Linked DNA regions of Homo sapiens: region 1 is linked to region 2. The links are chromatin loops, found by intact Hi-C in ENCODE. Cell type or tissue: heart right ventricle. All regions are shown on one strand. Links, peaks and the distances in the headings refer to the core of each region. The heading gives the core; the rest is flanking DNA. Region 1 has its middle 9.8 kb from the start of IL6. Region 2 has its middle 24 kb from the start of STEAP1B-AS1.

The links. Peaks named below come from ENCODE experiments on the same cell type or tissue, not always from the same donor. Only the 100,000 strongest peaks of a DNase experiment are listed, where the experiment ranks them.
Region 1: a loop joins it to region 2, with 2.8 times the contacts of the local background. A loop is called at or near these places in 32 of 110 quality-filtered maps.

Annotation. Positions count from the first base shown.
Region 1 is chr7:22,712,630-22,722,206 of GRCh38, forward strand. No RefSeq gene overlaps it. Among named protein-coding and RNA genes, the nearest start is that of IL6, 9.8 kb to the right of the region's middle. In heart right ventricle, for the core only: no CTCF peak of the experiment used is centred there; DNase peaks (open chromatin) are centred at 5,291 and 5,946; H3K27ac peaks cover 1,327 bases.
Region 2 is chr7:22,582,799-22,591,168 of GRCh38, forward strand. No RefSeq gene overlaps it. Among named protein-coding and RNA genes, the nearest start is that of STEAP1B-AS1, 24 kb to the left of the region's middle. RefSeq lists an enhancer at 348-922. In heart right ventricle, for the core only: a CTCF peak has its summit at 4,176; no DNase peak of the experiment used is centred there; H3K27ac peaks cover 1,790 bases.

The DNA.
Region 1 (9,577 bases), core at 3,944-6,443, 130 kb after region 2:
TTCCATTGGCTCCATCAGGCAAGTCTCTGAAGGGAGTTGCCCAAGTGAATGACCCAGCCCTGCAGCAGACTTTCACCGGCCAAGCAAAAAATTGTATTAAGCCACCAAGATTTCTGTATTTTAAGTCACCACAGCATGATATAGCCTCAGGAATTCATAAGCCCACCTGCAAAAGGCGTTCTGAAAGAGCAGAAGACTGAGTGGGTATTGACTGATGAGTGATAGAAGAGCCAGGGGATGAGGTGGGGAAGGACCATTAGAGCAGAGAGGGAGGAAGAGCAAAGGCCCAGAGGGCTGAAATGGCCGGGTAAGGTGGGTAATTGCAAGCAGTTCAGGTGTACTGGAATGTAAAGAGAAAGGGAGAGGGACAAGAGACAGAGGGAAGAGGTGGACAAAACCAAACTCTGGAAGGCCTTGTGGGCAATATCACTAGCTTGGCCTTTACCATAAAGATCATGTGAACTACGTAGGGTTTTGAGCAGATTGATATGCTTATCTGTGCTTATGTAGAGGAGACATTGGGGCAGAACTAGAGACAGGAGACCAAGATGAAACTAAACAACTTATGGAAAGTACCTACTGTAGTACCTGGCAGACAGAAGTATGTGACTTCCCTTTTCCCTTCCTCAGCTCATATATTAATGTAGTTTTAGAAATTAGCCAAGCCTGGACCTCAGCATTCTTACTTTTAGGACTTGTTAGAAACAGATGCTTTATTGTATAAAAATATGTGTACAGGAATGTCTCTTGCAGCCTTGCCAGCAGAGGTAGAAAATAAAAAATGACCTGGATGTCCATCAAGAGAAAATTGGCTAAATAAGTCGTGTAACTTGCTATGTTACATGCTATCTAAGAGAATAAAGCTATGTTAACTGACCTGGATGGAGTATCCATGGTCTAGAGCTAGGTGAGAAAAAAAAAAAAAAACTTGTAGAGTAATAACCATTGTATGATCTTATTACTATAAAATAAACAAACCAACCTCGATTCTACATATGTAATTAGGATGCCTATTGATATCCTACTGTGTGAGCCCATGGCAGGGTGCCAAAAGTGGTACAAGCTGTTAACAGTGGTCAGCTCACTCAAGGGGCTGGCAATCTTGCCATTGTTACACTTAGCATGTGTTACTTTTATACCTTTTTTTAGTTAATAGGAAAGCTAAAAAGAAAAACACTATCCTAGAGAATTGGAATTGCTAGTGCTTTTCTCATAGAGATTGTTCTCAATTGCAAAGGCATAAAAACCAATCTTTAAGCCAGAAGATTCCTTGCCGAGTTGAAGTTTCCTCTTCTTGCTGGAACACAATTGTTTTTAAATCTAATGTCCCATCTTGAGTGTTCTGTGATTATTAATTACAATGGATTGAACCACAGAATCTCAGAGGATTTAAACGGATCCAGAATTTCAATGCTAATTGCTCTCTGAGAGTAAGCAACGTTCACTTTTAGGAAATGAATTGGCCTTCCCATCAGGATAAGCAAATTACTTTGGGCTGTGGGAAAAAAGGTAACTAATCTTCTAAAAGGATATATTGGTCTTAAAAGAACAAGGATATGAAAATCACACTGAATCATTAAAAACTCCTTAAGGTCAGGGATTAAGGCCTGTAATAGGTTGATGAATTGAATCTAACTTAATTATAAAGCAAAGCACTAACCTCATAGAATACCTGAGTCAAGTTCCCTGTGTTCTCATTTTCTAGCCTCTTCTACCAGACACTATGAAAAATAACAGCCCCATCTCTCCAGAAAATCTTAGGAGATATAGGCGTGCTGAATTTAAGGTGTCTGTGGCACATGCAAGTGGATCAGCCACTGGGCTGTCCAGAATGCAAGAGAGAACTCAGAGTTGGGGACATAAACTTGGCAGTCATCTGTGTAAAAGAGAAAAGGTAGGTAAAGTCCCACAAGGATGGGTTGGCCTACAGAAGGCACAGAGAGAAGAGAGCCTGGTTTAGCATGGGCTACGATCAGAGTCCCTGGGTTCAAATCTTGGCTCCACCCATTTCTATCTGGTTGCTCTAGGGCATGTTACCTAGTTCTTGTAATGCTCCGTTTTCTCATCTGAAAAACCCAGTTGATAGCCATAGCTCCCTTAGAAATATTGTGATGAAAGGCTGGGCACGATGGTTCACGCCTGTAATCCCAGCACTTTGGGAAACCAAGGTGGGCAGATCACAAAGTCAGGAGTTCAAGACCAGCCTGGCCAATATGGTGAAACACTGTCTGTACCAAAAATACAAAAATTAGCGAGGCGTAGTGGTGGGTGCCTGTAGTCCCAGCTACCAGGGAAGCAGAGGTTGCAGTGAGCTGAGCTCTCACCACTGCACTCCAGCCTGGGCAACAGAGCGAGACTCCGTCTCAAAAAAAAAAAAAAAAAGAAAGAAAGAAAAGAAAAGATAAAAGAAATATTGTGATGAGGGCTAAATAAGATAATATACACAGACTTAGAGCACCTAGCTCACAGTGGACCCTCTGAAATGTTCCCTATTACTGTACAGGGCTCGGCTAGAGCAAGGGCCCAGGGAATATCCACCAGAAGGAGGAGATGCAGGGAGAGAGGAGGGAGGCAGGCCAAGCAGGAAGGGGTGGTCAGTAGCTTCAGATGGGCTACAGGTAAGGCAAGCTTAGGACCAGAATGTTTCATTGGATTTAGCCACAAGAGGTCATTTGGAGTGGGTCAAAGCTATTCTGGGTAGAAGCCAAACAGTTTCCAAAGCAAAACAGGCGGCAACACTAGCATTCAGAGAGATCCAGGGACCAAGAATCTTAAAGAAAGGTTTAAAATGGTCAAAATAAACTTGCATTTAATTAACATTTTCATGAGTACTACAGTAATACATAATCAATGCAGAAAACCTGGAAAACAAAGAAAACTACAAAGAGGAAAAGAAGTATTTCTCATTCTACCTTCCAGACATACCTACATTTCTTCCCGTGTATGTGTATTTATATCAGGTGTAACAAGCATAGTTCATCTTGTCGTGTGACAAGCATAGTCTGAATTTGCCCAATATTTCAAAACCTATTATTTAAAGAAACTTGAAGAAAACCTGGAAGAATATTTTCATTGTATCAAAGTAGACTAAATAGGCCATTTTAAGTATGTCACAAAATCTAGAAGCATAAAAGAAAGGATATATAGTCTGCTTCATATAAATCAAAACTTTCTGCATGGCAAAAACACTATAAATTAAGCAGAAAGACGAATGATAAATTTTAAAAGACATGTGAAAAACAAACGTTTGCTCCTTGGAATATATCAAGAAGGGCTTTGAATCAATGGAAAAGGATCAATAACTGACAGAAAGATAGACAACGGATATGAACATAGAATTCACGGAAAACAAAATAAAAATGGTTCTTGAATACCTGACCAGGTGCTCAATCCTACTTATACAAGAGAGATGCAAATTAAAACTACGCTGATATAAGTTCTTCCCTCTGCAATCTGGCAAAGATCAAGAAAACTGACAGTATCATGTGCTGACAAACATATGAGGAACAGCTGTTCCCATACATCACTGGAGGGAGTATTAAATTTGTACAACCTCTACCTGTCTCTGTCTCAAAACTGCCCATATCCTTTGAGTCAGCAATTCAATTTCTAGGAAACTATCACACTAATACACTCACATGTATGAAATCGCACATGGACAAGATTATTCATTGCCGCTTTAGCTGTAATAACAAAAGATTGGAAACAACCTAAAATTCCCTTAATGGGGGACTGGTTAAATACATGGAATTCGAAGGCTAAAAAGGAAGAAGCAATTCTGCATCTCCTGATAAGAAATGATTGCTAAAACCCATTCAATAAAGAAAGCAAAATGTAGAACAGTGTAACTGATGTGCCATCACTTATGTAGAAGAATAAAAATAAATCCTAGGAAATATGAATATTTTGCTAATACATGCATGAAGTATTTCTAGAAGGAATCACAAGAACCCAGTAGTTACCCCTAATGGCTCACACATGGTGGAAGTGTAAATTTTTTTTGTAATTTTGTTACTAAGTACTCTTTGTTATCTTTTGAATTTTGTGCCATGGGTATGTGTTACCTATGTAAAAACTAGAAACTTAACATATAACATTTTAAAACAATGGCTGCGTGTGGTGGCTCATGCCTGTAATTCCTGTGCTTTAGGAGGCCAGGAGTTCACAATCAGTCTGGGCAATATAGTGAGACCTTGTCTCTACAAAAAACAATTCTAAAACATTTCAAAACCAAATGAAATCTATGAGCCACTTTATTTGCCTTTTTTTTTTTTGGTGGTCATTTTGGGTTTTGCTTTTTTTTTTTTTCAGCTGCCTTTCCCCTTCTTGCTTTGTCTATGTTGATGCTTTTCTCTCTTTTTCCCTTCTCCTCTCTGTTTCCCTTGCCCCACCTCTGTCTAATACATCAACAACTAAACAACAACAATTATCATCTACCAACAATTTAGCATATACCAATAACTGTCCTTAATGGATAGGATTTCATTTAATTCCCACAACCACCCCCAGATGGTTAAGTATTATTTGCCACAGTTTACAAATGAGGAAACGCAGGCACAGGGAATTGAAGTGCCTTGCCCAAACCCACACAAGCTGTAAATGATGGAGCTGGGATTTAAACCAAGTCGGCCTCTGCAATCCATGTTTTCTCTAGTAAACCATACTGCCTGTGATATGGAATAAGTACATGTATTTTTTTTCTTAACTTTTGCGTAAAGTATGACCATCTTTGTTTCTAATTTGTAAATCAAATAAGCTTAATATTTTATATGGCTTTTAGAAAGCACATATACAAAGAAAATTTTATAAATTAAACTGTTCTTTACTTCTAAATCTTTGACGATTATTTCCAAGACATAAATTCCAAGGAGATCCCAGCTTTCATTCGTTTACCATCCTGTGCACCAACCACGTACTCAAATTCATGCTATTCCTTCGCACAAGAAAGATAGAGCCCTCAAGAAACTCTCAATCAACTGGGGAGAAAATAATAACAGTATTAATAGCTCATGTTTACTGGGACTCTACCATGTGCCAGGCAGATGCTAAGCACTTTACATAGGTTCTGATAACTCTGTGACATAAGGTGCAACTGCTACCTCCATTTTTAAAATGAGAACAATTAAGCCCAGATGTTAACTTCCCAGCGGACCTCAGCTTAGAAAGTACAGAACAAGGATTTGAACCTAGGCAGTTTGGCTCCAGAGCCTGTGCCATCACAACACTGCCCGGAAACAGATTAGTACAGTACATGCCCCTGCGGGAGAGCCCAGAGGAGAACCTGCACTATTCCTGGAAATTGATCAGCAGAGGCTTCTGGGAGGATCGAGGCATGATTTGAGTCTTGACAGAAGTTCAGAACACAGAGACGTCACGGCATTCTACCCTGCACTGAAACTGTTCTAAAAAGACTGGCATGCTTCGGAGAGAAAAAAAAAAATGTAGCATAGAGTCTCCTGTGACCTGCCTGGGAGCTGTGCCATGCAATGGAACCAAATTTCCTTCAGGGAGTTTTACATTTTACTCAATATTCTGAAGTTTAGCTATCACACAATTAAGTATCAACCAGGTTCCTGTCATCAGTGGGTACTGTTGGAAGAGGACAGGGAATTGGATTTAACAACACTGTTTGTTCTTCTAATGCAACATCGTAGAAATATGTAACAGAACTGTAATGGAGATGAATCACAAGAAGGACGCAGCACAAGATGCTATGCCAAGAATAATATTAGGAGAAGTGACGTTCTGTCATTCTGTTACAGTTAAGAGTAAACTTATGATCCAAGAAGCAGCAATCCTTTAGAGACCCTGAGAACTCTTCAGGGCTCTCCTCGTCCTTTTCACTCAGGGCCCCAAAGCCAGCCTCTTCATTCATCAGCTCTGGATGGGACAGACAGTGACAAAGCAGAAATCCCTAGGCCCCTGGGCTGCTGCTGTGCAGCAGCAAACTCCCTCACTGTGACTAACTTTCTGCTTCTAACTTATCCCATGGCTCAGAAAAGCTGGGCTCAGCCTCTGCCTTGATCCATCAAGCCATGATCCAGCACGTGGCTGGGGAAAATCTGAGCGCATATAATTCTGTAGGACAAGGTGTGTCCTGCGCACATCCTAACTCTCCCTCATTCAGGTGGCAGCCTGTGCCTATCTGTTTATAAAAGTGGCAGCCTTCATTCTGAGGTATAGAAGCAGCATACTTTGACCAGAACAATCTCTTTCCTTAAAAAGCTTTGTGATCAATTGCCTTTGAAATGAGAGAAGATCAAATAATCCTTAATGCCTTTGATACATCCTTTTCTTACACTCCCCAAATAGAGCTCATACAATATAACTAATCTCTGGAATGGATTGATTTTGCCTTCAAAATATCCTTTTATTTCCTTGGACCCACTTATGGTCTGGAAGATATTTAACAACTAGCTAAGGAACAGAGGGAAGGGAGGGCTCTGATTGTAGCATTTGCCAATTTCCATGGTGTAATGTTTCCACACTAATTTCAAGCTACCATCAGGAGTCACTTAATGTAGAGTTGGGAAGAGATCAGTACAGTTGGCTCTCTTGAACCGGCCAGCTCCTGTGCAACCCTGCCTGGGCTCCTCCATCTGGTGTCATGCTGAGATGTTTGCAACAGCCTCTGAGCCCACCTCCCAGACTACAATCCCCTGGGGTCTTCTTCCTGCTCACTCAGATGAAATACTTTCATCATGTCACTGTTCTTCTGACAACCCTACCCCCAATTTACCACCCCATTTTACCTCTTCTCCCAAAGACCAATGAACTTTTTTCATGATTCTGGGTTCCTGCATCATCTCAGGTAAATAAATCATTTAACCTCTCCGAACTTCAGTTTCTTATCCATAAAGTGAGAATAAAATAGTCACCTCCATAGAGTGAAGTTTAAATGAATTAATGTGTGTAAAGCCTCTAGTCCAGCACCTGGCATCCAATAAATACCTGATTAATCCTACATGTCAATTACTCAAAGTACCTTAGAAGGAAAACAATGGTGTCGTTATAGAATTCAAAGGCCACGAATCCTCAAAGGACTTCACTCAGTACCTCAAAACTATTCCACATTGGTGCTTACTATTATATTTTTGATGAGTTCTAGAGAGAGAAGAAATGCTAAAAAACCCAACAGTAGCTCATTTTAGCATCTCAGAATCCTCAAGCAAGACCATGGCCAAACACTCAAACTCCTTCCCTGACCGTTATCAAGAGAAACTCTCTGCTTTGTGGTGGGTCTTGCTTCTGCACCCACAGGAAATGCAGTTTCTCTTGCACAAGTAACACAATCACAATAAGTGAGAGGTCACCTGAGGGAGATACAACCAGACCTGGAGATGGAAAGGAGAGAAATGGTACAAGACTACAAAGTCCTTATCAAGGTTTACATTTTTTTTGCCTTGCAAAACAGACCTTTATAAGAAATGTCAATGTATTAGAGGTAACGGGCCACACAAGATGAGAAAAGATGATGATGCCATCATTCATGACAATTCTCCGTAGGTCCTGCCACCAAGGAAGAGCAATGAGCTACTGATGCCCATTGTGGGGTCCAACAAAAGCATGGTTATGTCCCAGAACCAGCTGAAAAGCAAAGTTCAGCTGAACTGCAAACTCATTTTCATGATGCCAAACAATTTGCACAGCTTGATTTAGGGATTACACTGCTCCATGAACAACTGGTAAGTTAACCCTCCAGGAAACTCAGTGATTGTTTTAAATGCATCTCATCCCCATTAAGATATGAACTCTTTCCCCGCGCCTTAACAAGTGAATTGTGTGCATATGCAGGAGTCATCTGTAAACCTCACTTGATGTTTCCCCTCTGAACTCTGATTGGTATACCTACAGCTATTATTTACTTCACCTCTACTCAGAGTTATCCAGAATGTTACGCATACAAAGGAGTATAAATAGGGAAAGCAGGTTATCAAACGCCGTGGATGGCATTTTCCCATTACACCTAGATACATATGAAAAAATGTACAAACGACTAGAATGATTACACCATAGTGATAACAATGATTACTACTGGGTACTAAGATAATGTATTTTATAATTTTTTCCTTTTGTTTATCTCTCTTTTCTGTTTTCTACATTGAAAATGTATTACTTGTTTTTAAATTAAAAACATTTAATTTGAATACCTCATATGAGTGTGGCCTTACAGGCCTGGGTACCCAGGAAGCCTGGTCTGGCCTGTATAATAATTAAGAAATAATTAATTGTATAATAATTGTGCTTGTATAATAATTAAGAAATCTGCTACCTCCTTTCAGGTAGCAGCCCTTACCAGGGCTCTAGAATCTCCTGAATCAGTTTAGTCTCCCTGAAGCCACTAAGATCTGGGCATGTCAAAATGGGTGGCACCCTGCCCAGTCAAAGCACTTCCACTAACAGGTCCTTGGGTGGGAACTAGAAGACAGCATCAGGCTTTTGGGCTTTCAAAAAGTATTTCTTAATGTAGAGACTCCTATTCCTGTAGTCCCATTAACAGTAGACTCTTGATTAATAAGCATGGCTAATGAAAATCCACAGAATCACAGAACCACAGAATCCTGGAGCTAGGAGGGAATTCAGCAAACCCCTAAGGTGGGAGAGTACTTTGCCCCAAATCCTCAGTTCATCGTCATCTGAACACTTTCATCTGCCAACAGCTACACTCCCAAGACACAAGAAGCCGAGGATTTGGCAATGCAGTAAAAAGACAAGCCTAATTCAGGGAAACCCTACATTCAGCCAAAATTTTTTGCTGGCAGTATAAAACCCCCACTTCCTTCTGAATCCTGCAGTCTAAATCAAGCCAAGAAGGGCAACAGGGCTTTTACAAGCCTGGCCAACCGATTACCCACACAATGTCAGACAGAAACAGCCCAGGACTCAAATTTCCCTCTGACACCTGACCTGCCCCTGACTACATACCTGGTGTCTTCAGTAGTTTCACTGGGCCCATGGTGGACAAACTTAACACAGAGAAAGAATGTGCATGACAGCCTCTCTATTGGTTGTCCTAGAGAGATAGGAGGATCTGAGGCACTTGGTGGCAACTGCTTAGGCAGCAAGCCTCCAAACAAGCCTTTAGCAATAGGAAGCCATTTCCACACATCCAGATCACTTGCCAAGCTGATGGGTGCCTTCCCTCCTGTCCCCACCTCTCCCCGACCCCCGTCTCACCCACAGAAAAGTAGCACATAGAAAATATGGCTTCCAGGGTGAGAGATATAGGGAATCCCACAGTGCCCTTGGGGGACACAGTAATGTGGCTCAGACATAGACCACTGTACAGATCCAGCAGCACAGGAAGGGCTGCAGGCCTGGGAGAAAAGTGACAGCAGATGGCCGGTCCAGGCTTTCTGGGTACCCAGGCCTGTAAGGCCACACTCATATGAGGCAGGCAGCACCCCTTGGAACAATATCTATGGTAGGTCTATAGACCAAGGGCTCTGCTCTGTGCCGCAGACATCCACACACATACATAGGTACACATGACATAGAATTCAATAGCTTGAAGAAATTGCCTATGATTCTTCAACTTGCTTACCTGGATCTGAATTCTTCCATAACATTTTAAATC
Region 2 (8,370 bases), core at 3,075-5,574:
GGTCTGATTGGAGGGCTTCAAATTTGGCCATTTACGGTAAGGTATGTTGAGGCAGACTTTAGCCCCAGATCTTCCAGGCCAATGGACCCCTCCTTCTGAAAGCGTTCTGGTGCGTTCTGGTGTGTTCTGGTGTTCATGTTCTGGTCATGGTCTGGTCCTCCTGGTTCTGAGTGGAGGAATCATTGGTTCTGGGTGTTGTTAGAGGTCAAAGCTTTTTCTATAGCACATGCCCAGGTTATATGACTTGCAGTTTTTTGGCTCTGTTATACCTACAAGGTAACTCGACACTTTTGTTATCAACAAAGCAGGCTCAGTTTGGGCTGGTCCCACAATTACAAAATTTCCTGCCCATTTCCCAGACCCAATCTCTCCTTGAGTTCCAGACTTGAATATCAAGACATATTTCAAATTTACAACATCAGTGATAGAAGTTGTCCAAAGATGGTTGTTAACAACTCTTTCCCTCCCTGCTTCTCGCATCAGGCAGTGAAGCCTTTCTCCCCTTCCTTTGAATAGGGTCTGGCCGTAGTGACTTGCTTGACCAATAAAACACAGCAGAAGTCGCTTTGTGCACTTGTTAGGCTAGGTCATAGGAATGTTTGGAACTTCCACCTGACTTTCTTGGAATGCAACTGCTTGGGACACTCCCTCTTGGAACTCAGCCACTCCTCTGTAAGAAGGCCAAGCAACATATGTTGGCACTGCTGTGGATGGCCGTTGCTCAGCTCCCAGCAGAGAGCCAGTAGTAACAAGAGCCATATAAGTGAGCCCCAGATGTCTCACTGTAACTGCAAGAGAAAAACAGAATCACCCAGCTAAGCCCAGTCAACCTACAGAAAGATGAAAGATAATACATTGCAGCTTTAAGTCACTCACTGTTGGGGTGGTTTTTTAGGCAGCAATAGGACACTATAAGAGTGGCCAGACCAAGTCCTTCACTTCCCCTCACAAAACTTGCTCCTCACTCTGCTGTGTATGCCACCTTAGGAAAAAACTTCAGCTTGATCAGGTCAAAAATCTTGGAGTCATCCTTTATCTTTTCTTTTACTCAAATGTCACATCCACTCCATTAGCAAATTCTGTTGGCCCAACATCCCAGTCATATCCTGAATTTCTCCATTTATTACTCCTTGTGTGACCCCACCATCTTGGCCCTCCTGGGAACTCATGCAGTGACTGAGGATGCACAACTAACCAGGACAGACCCAGAGAAATGAATGGGAGAGCTCTCAAACTCCATCTGGTACAAGGATTCATGTTCCTTTGAAGTTGGTCCTTTGCTCTGCAGATACTTGGACTTCAAGGGTGTGTTACAGGGATGAAGTTGTTTGCAGTAAACATGGATGCACCAACAGAACCTGTTCCCAAGTTTCTGATGGAAGCCAGAGGCTCCACACAGGGATGTGCTTCAAATGCATATCCCTTGGTTAGCTTCACATGCTAACCAAGATTGCTTTGCCCCCATACCACAAAGATTCTGTGTTGGAGTCAAAGAGCTGTAACTCTGTAAGTACTTCAAAGCATTTCAAAAACCCTAAAGGGCAGTGTGTATGTATATTTACCCAGCACAGTGAAGGCAAAAACCACACTCGTGAATATTTTTAGCATTTGGGGCTGTCAGAAGAGCTGGGCCCTTGGCTAAATATATCCAGGCAGTTTCCCTACATTACTAGCAGGGTTTGTTTTCAATTCCTATTTCCTTCAAACAGCAGTCATATTGAAGGAAATAAGCACTGTAATAATAAATACCTCTTTCTGCATCATAAGTTATTATGGAAGTTTTTCCTATGTTTATTTTCTCTATAATTCCTATAAATAATAGGAATAAATAAAAAATAAAAGTGCCTATAAATCGTGCTCCTAATATGAATTTTTATTGGTAGGATCTTCTGTGAAGATTCAGAGATGTGGGCCACCAGTTAACATAAGAAGTAGATGCAATTTCTTACAACCATTAACTAAGTCCTCTTTATACTTCATACATGTGTTAGCTAATTGAACTCTCTAACTAAACGCTGATCTATCACTATCTTTTTCAGAAAGAATGAGAATCATCTAAGGTATCTCAATGATTAATTACAAATGACAATATCTAACACACATTAAATGCTCAGTGTGATGAGTGTTTTACATGCAATATATCACTGAATTCTCAAAACAACTTTGTCAGGTAAACCCTATTATTTTTATTGTATAGAAAAAAATAAACTTTCTCTGTATGTTCACATTCAACACACTTCTGTGAGCAGGTATGTGGGTTTTTTCCCCACACATTCAATTCTCCTGTGGACATCAATTGGATGTCCTAAAATTCCATTCAATTCTGATTTTAATCAGAGTTGGCATAGACCTCACCAGTTAATGACTTAATCCCACAAGACTGTTCCCCATTTCAGATGCCAATCACAAGTCCTAGGTGTCACCTGTACTTCTGATGGACTGGCTATTAATCAGAGTTGTCACAACACCCTCCTCAGGTTTGAATATTTGCTAGGAAGGGTCACAGAACACAGAGGAGCACTAACTTACCATTACCAGTTTATTGTGTTAAAAAATAGGATAAAGGATATAGATGAACAGCCAGATGAAGAAATACAGAGGGTGAGGTCCAAAAGGGGCCGGGTGCAGGAGCTTCTGTCCTCGTGGAATTGAAATGCACCATGCTCCCAGCTTCTGTGTATGCTTCCCAACCCGGAAGCTCCCTGAAACTCATAGTTGAGGGATTTTTATATAGGAATGACCAATTAGTAACTCAATCTCCAGGCCCTCTTTCCTCCCTGGAGGATAGAAAATGGGGCTGAAAATTCCAACCTTCTAATCATGGCTTAATCTTTCTGATGACCAGCCCCCTTCTAGGAGTCTAGCAAGAGTTGTCTTATTCGAACAAAAGAAGCTCCTATTACCCAGAAAATTCCAAAGAATTAGAAGCTTTGTGTCAGGAATCAGGATCACAGACTAAATATTAGAACAATAATGTACCTAGCACCTCTATCATTCAGGAAATTTAAAAAGTTTAGGAACTCTGTGGTGGTGGCACAGTTATATACATATTTGGTGGCACGGGCCATATATATTTTTTATTGTTACCTTATCATCACCATTTTATAGGTGAGGAAACTAAGACACAGTATGTTTTAGTAACTAGCCCAAAGTCTCGCAGCAGGTAACTGGAGGAATTGGGTTCCAACCAACATCCATCTGACAGCAAAGCCAAAAGTCATAACCACTGTGCTATTCAAACTCGCTTCAGACATCTATACCACAATGGAGTGTGGGCACAGCAGCGGTTTGCAAGTAGGGCAGCTCCCAACTTGTTTGTCCAACATACTGATAACATACATATTTGGTCATTGAGATATTGTGATTTATAATAAGAAATATTATAATATAATCTTAATATAATCTCAGAAGGGTATCTTTTGTATTCTAAGGTGAGATGACTAACGGCTGGGGCCTCCTGGAGAGCCTTGGAGGGAGGCTAGCTGCCAGGGGAAACAAGTATGTAATTAGAGGGTTAGAACTTTCAGCATCAGCCTCTCACCTTCAGGGAGGGGCTGAAAGTTGAGTTAATCACCACGGCCAATGATTTAAATCAATCATGCCCTACATAGTGAAATCTCCATAAAAACCCAATAGGACAGGGCTCAAAGAGCTTCTGGGTTTGTGAATAAGAATCCGTCCATGTGCTGGGAGGCTGACACACTCCAGCTCCACAGGGACAGAAGTTCCCGTGCCCTGCACCATTCCGGACCTCACCCTGTGTATCTCTTAATCTGACTGTTTATCTGTAGCCTTTGTAATAAACCAGTAAACATTAAGTGTTTCCCAGCCCTGTGAGCTGTTCTAGTAAATGACTGAACCTGAGAAGGGGGTCATGGGAACCCTTGATTCAGAGTACAGATCACAAGCTGGGACTTACTACTGGCACTGGAGTAGGGGCAGTCTTGTGGGGTCTGTGCTCTGTATTCATCAGTGCAGCCTGGAGTTGGACATCCAGTTGGTGTCTGCAGAGAACTGGAGAATTATTCCCACACAGAATAACCCCTATACATTTGGCAGCCAGAAGTGAAGTGTGAGTGTAAGCATGGTGAAAAATACAGTTTGTTTTTCTCAGTCACTCAGCTGCAGAACCTTCCTCTACCCTCAGGCCCCATACTGTTGACATTTCTGGAAAGGGAGCCCCTTTCAGACTGCATTCCTCCCACTAGAGGACTCTGTCCTTCCCCAATTTTCTCTCTCTCTCTCTCTCTCTCTGTCTCTCTCTCTCTGTCTCTCTCTGTCTCTCTCTCTGTCTCTCTCTCTGTCTCTCTCTCTCTCTCTCTCTCTCTCTCTCCCCTCTCTCCCCTCTCTCCCCTCTCTACCCAGTGCAGCTCCTCTCCTGGGCCCCTCTCCTCCCAATCACCTGCATGATTACCAATTACCAGCCCTCCAGTTTACTTCCATTAAGGATTCCATCGTCCAGTCTGCAGTCTGCTCTCCAAAGGCATGATTTTCCATACAAAAAAAAGTGTTAGTTTCAAACAACCAGCTTACCAACAAGCTCTATCCATTCGAATGGTCTGTTCAAGACTATTTTATAGTGAAAATTGCTATCTAGCCACATCTCTCCAAATCTTACAGTGAAAACTGTGCTTTTGATATATGTCAGGATGAAGTTAAGTCAAAGTTTCCTGTTTCACTTTTTACTGTACTTATGTAAATCAATCATTAGTGGACTCTTAAATGGTTTCCTAATGCCAGAAATGATTAGTCACTCAATGTGTTAATGGCACATTTTGTGAAATCTTTTCCAATGCAAAAACCACACAGCATCTGGGCTTCCTGTTCTGTATTTCTTTCTGGCCTTCACTATCTTGAAATTATCTGGTGCATATTTTTTATTTCCGCTTATTTATTGGCAGTATTTTCATTCTCTACACTTTTCTTCTCCTTATATTCTTTTAGGCTAGTCTTTGAAACGTCAGTCTCTGTCCATTGAAACTAAAATAAGAAAGAAGGAGAAAAGGAAATTGATGTCTTTCAAGTTGTAATAGTAATATGTTTCGTTTATAAAAATCAATTTTTTTTACCAGTAAAACATTAACTTTTGGCCTTCATTAATCAGAAAAGAAAACTGGATCAGTCTGAAAATGCCTTTCTCAAATAAGTCATACCATCCTTAGAACAGTGATGCAGCAGTTCTCAAGCTTGAGAACACATGGGAATCACCTGGAAAGCTTGTAAAAACACAAGTTGCTGGGTCCCATCCCTAGAGTTTCTGATTTAATAGGTCTGCGGTGGTTCCCTGAGAACTGACATTTCCAACATGTCCCAGGTGAAGTTGATGCTGCTGGTCGGCAGCACACTCTGAGAACAAATGGTGCAATATCAGAACTCACAAAGGCCTTGGAAATCATTTCTGCCTTACTTAGAGCGCTGCTGGTTGCAACTTACAAAATCCCACTCAGACTGGCCTGAGTGCAGAAGGGCATTTATTGGAAGCAGTTGGGATATCTGCTAGACTCCAAAATGAAGTTGAAAAATCAGGTGGAATATGGCACCAGTAGGGAGCACCAGGAAGGATGCGGTTCTCAGAGAAGAGTGGTGTAGGCTCAGCAGAGACTCTAAATATCGTTACTGCATCATCTCAGCTCCCATTTTTCAAAAGAGAACTGCAGTTTGAGGAAATTAAGAGCTTGCTACAGAGCATACATCTAATAGTGGCAAAGCCAAAGCTGGAAGTGGTGAGTAGCAATCTGTATCTTAGCCAGTGGTATGCTGGAGCTGTGGGTACCAGCCCCAGAGAGCTGGTTGTTAAATATTCAGGAATCTTTTGAGCAGGTCAATCTTGGTAGCTGGAAGCTGGCCACAGTCAGAATATTTACACTGAAATATTGGCTGATATTACAGACCAGGATCTTTTTTCTTCCTCTCTTTCTTTTCAAAGAGCAAGCTAACAGCACACCATTGCCTAATTCCATGTAGGGAGGATTTAGAATCAATGCAGATGTCATATATTGAACAAGAGGCAATCCCAGTGTGCAGTTTTTTCCAGTAGTAGCCATCCCTAATCCCACTATTGGCTGATGGCCCTGGTGCTGCCAGCTAGACCTCTTTATTTTATTTTTACTTTCTTTCTTCTCTCTCTCTTTCTTTCTTTCTTTTTTTAGACAGAGTCTCACTCTGTTGCCCAGGCTGGAGTACAGTGGTATGATCTCAGCTCACTGCAACCTCCACCTCCCGGTTCAAGCAATTTTCCTGCCTCAGTCTCCCGAGTAGCTGGGATTACAGGCACGCACCACCACACCCAGCTAATTTTTGTATTTTTAGTAGAGATGTTTCACCATGTTGGCCAGGCTGGTCTTCAACTCCTGACCTCAGGTCATCCACCTGCTCAGCCTTCCAAAGTGCTGGGATCATTCTTTTCTTCTTGAGACGGAGTCTTGCTCTGTTGCCCAGGCTGGAGTGCAGTGGCTCAATCTCAGCTCACTACAACTTCCGCCTCCCAGGTTCAAGCAATCCTTTTGCCTCAGCTTCCAGAGTAGCTGGGATTACAGGTGTGAGCCACCATGCCTGGCCTAGACTCCACTTTGTATGTCCAATCTTTCAAACCTCTCTTCTATGCATGAGTGGTGCTCTCTCTCTAACACACGTCTGCAAAACAAGCCCACCATCTATCTCATTGTCTTTGTGCCTGCTCTTGTTTCCAGATGCAAAGCCAGTTCCTTCCTAACTGTTGAACAGTAGAACTTCAGAATTAAAAGAATAAGACAAGCCTGATTAAGTGCATGTAAGGCCAAAATAAGTGTCTTTAAGAGACTCGCTTAAAAAAAAAAAAAGAATAAGGCAGCCAATAAGCAACTTCTTCCTAGGGATATTGACTTATTGCGTAGCTATTTAAAGAAGGAAATTCATGTGCAAATTGCCCTAGACTTCTTTCTCCAGGCTCCCGTTGTGTGGCTTGGCTGCCCACTACCTCATTCCCATCAATGGACAATGGCTGGGAGAGAAAGCCTCCGTGACTGTAAGTGACTCCCCAGACCCTTGGCCTCTGCCACCTGTCACCGAGCCCACTGACGCACCTCCACTGTCACGTTGGCAGTGCTCCATGCAGTCTCTTGTCCCACATTTCTTAAGAGGCAAAAATTACATTTACTTTACTGACCACAAGCCAGCACTGGGAGCTGGGAGGGTCGGGGTGGAGTGTTTCCTTCCAATAATGCTTCCTGGGGAAGGAAGCCTAAAACAACACAAAGCAAAGCTCCAGCCTTTCCAGAGGAATGTGGGGGCAGCTATTGCTGTCGCTGCCGCTGCTGCTGTGATTTTCTGGAACACAATGTCGTCATGAGAACTCCTAGGCACCCTCTCCCATGGCAGACCTGCTCTACTGGCATGCTTATTTGGGATACTGAGAAAATATGAGGATGCCAAGACAAATGAAGTCTTGGCACTCACATCTACGGAGATAAAAGCATTTTTATGAATTCTGATGCTTTTCCTTCTTTTTTTCTCTTTCTTCTTCCTCCTCCTGCCTCCTCATTCTCCCTCTCCTCCGCCATCAACCCCATCTTATAAATAGTTGTTGAACTTCCACTATGAATTTCCACCAACGTACTGAGCTAGGTACTTTGAGAAACACAAAAATGTGCATTGAGGTAAAAGGAACACAGCACAGGGATCTAGTGACCTCCCTTTCTAAACCTCATTTTATTCACTGTTTTCTCAAAAATTCATGTGGATAATATGATTGTTAATGATGAGGTATAACATGTTCTGCCCTTGTAGTCTCCTGGGAGAGGCAGGTACTTGGAAAACTACTGAGAACCTGGAGAAGTGCCTTTAATAAAGTGATAAACACAAAGTCCTAAGATTGCATCTAGTTTATTGAATCACAAAGTGTTTTCAATGGATTAGTGGATTGTATAATGTAATCTTTACAACAATCCTGTGCAGTAGGAAGGGGAACAATGTTGTTAGTTTTTGGTTTATCTGTCCCTCCACAGTCCCTGGAGAAGGGAACTTGTTATAGAGTCAGATTTTTATAGTTAAAGCAACTATTGGAAAAAGAAAAGAAAAACCACCAGCCTAGCACGTTCCTTATATGGATGAGGAACCCGAGGTTGGAAGTCAGCCTGAGGTAATAGAAAAAGCAGAACATTCCACCTGGTCACCTGGGTTCCTGCTCAGTTCTCAGCCATATGCTGGACACATGATTTTGCACATGACTTCTTTATGCCTTGATACCCTCTTCTGTAAAATTAAGTCAACACTATTTTATCTGACTGTCTTATTAGGCTGTTATGAATGTTAAATGAGAGAATGAATATGAAAACACTTTGTGAAACATTAAATGCTATTATAACTAACAATACCTTTTTGTACCAGGTATCA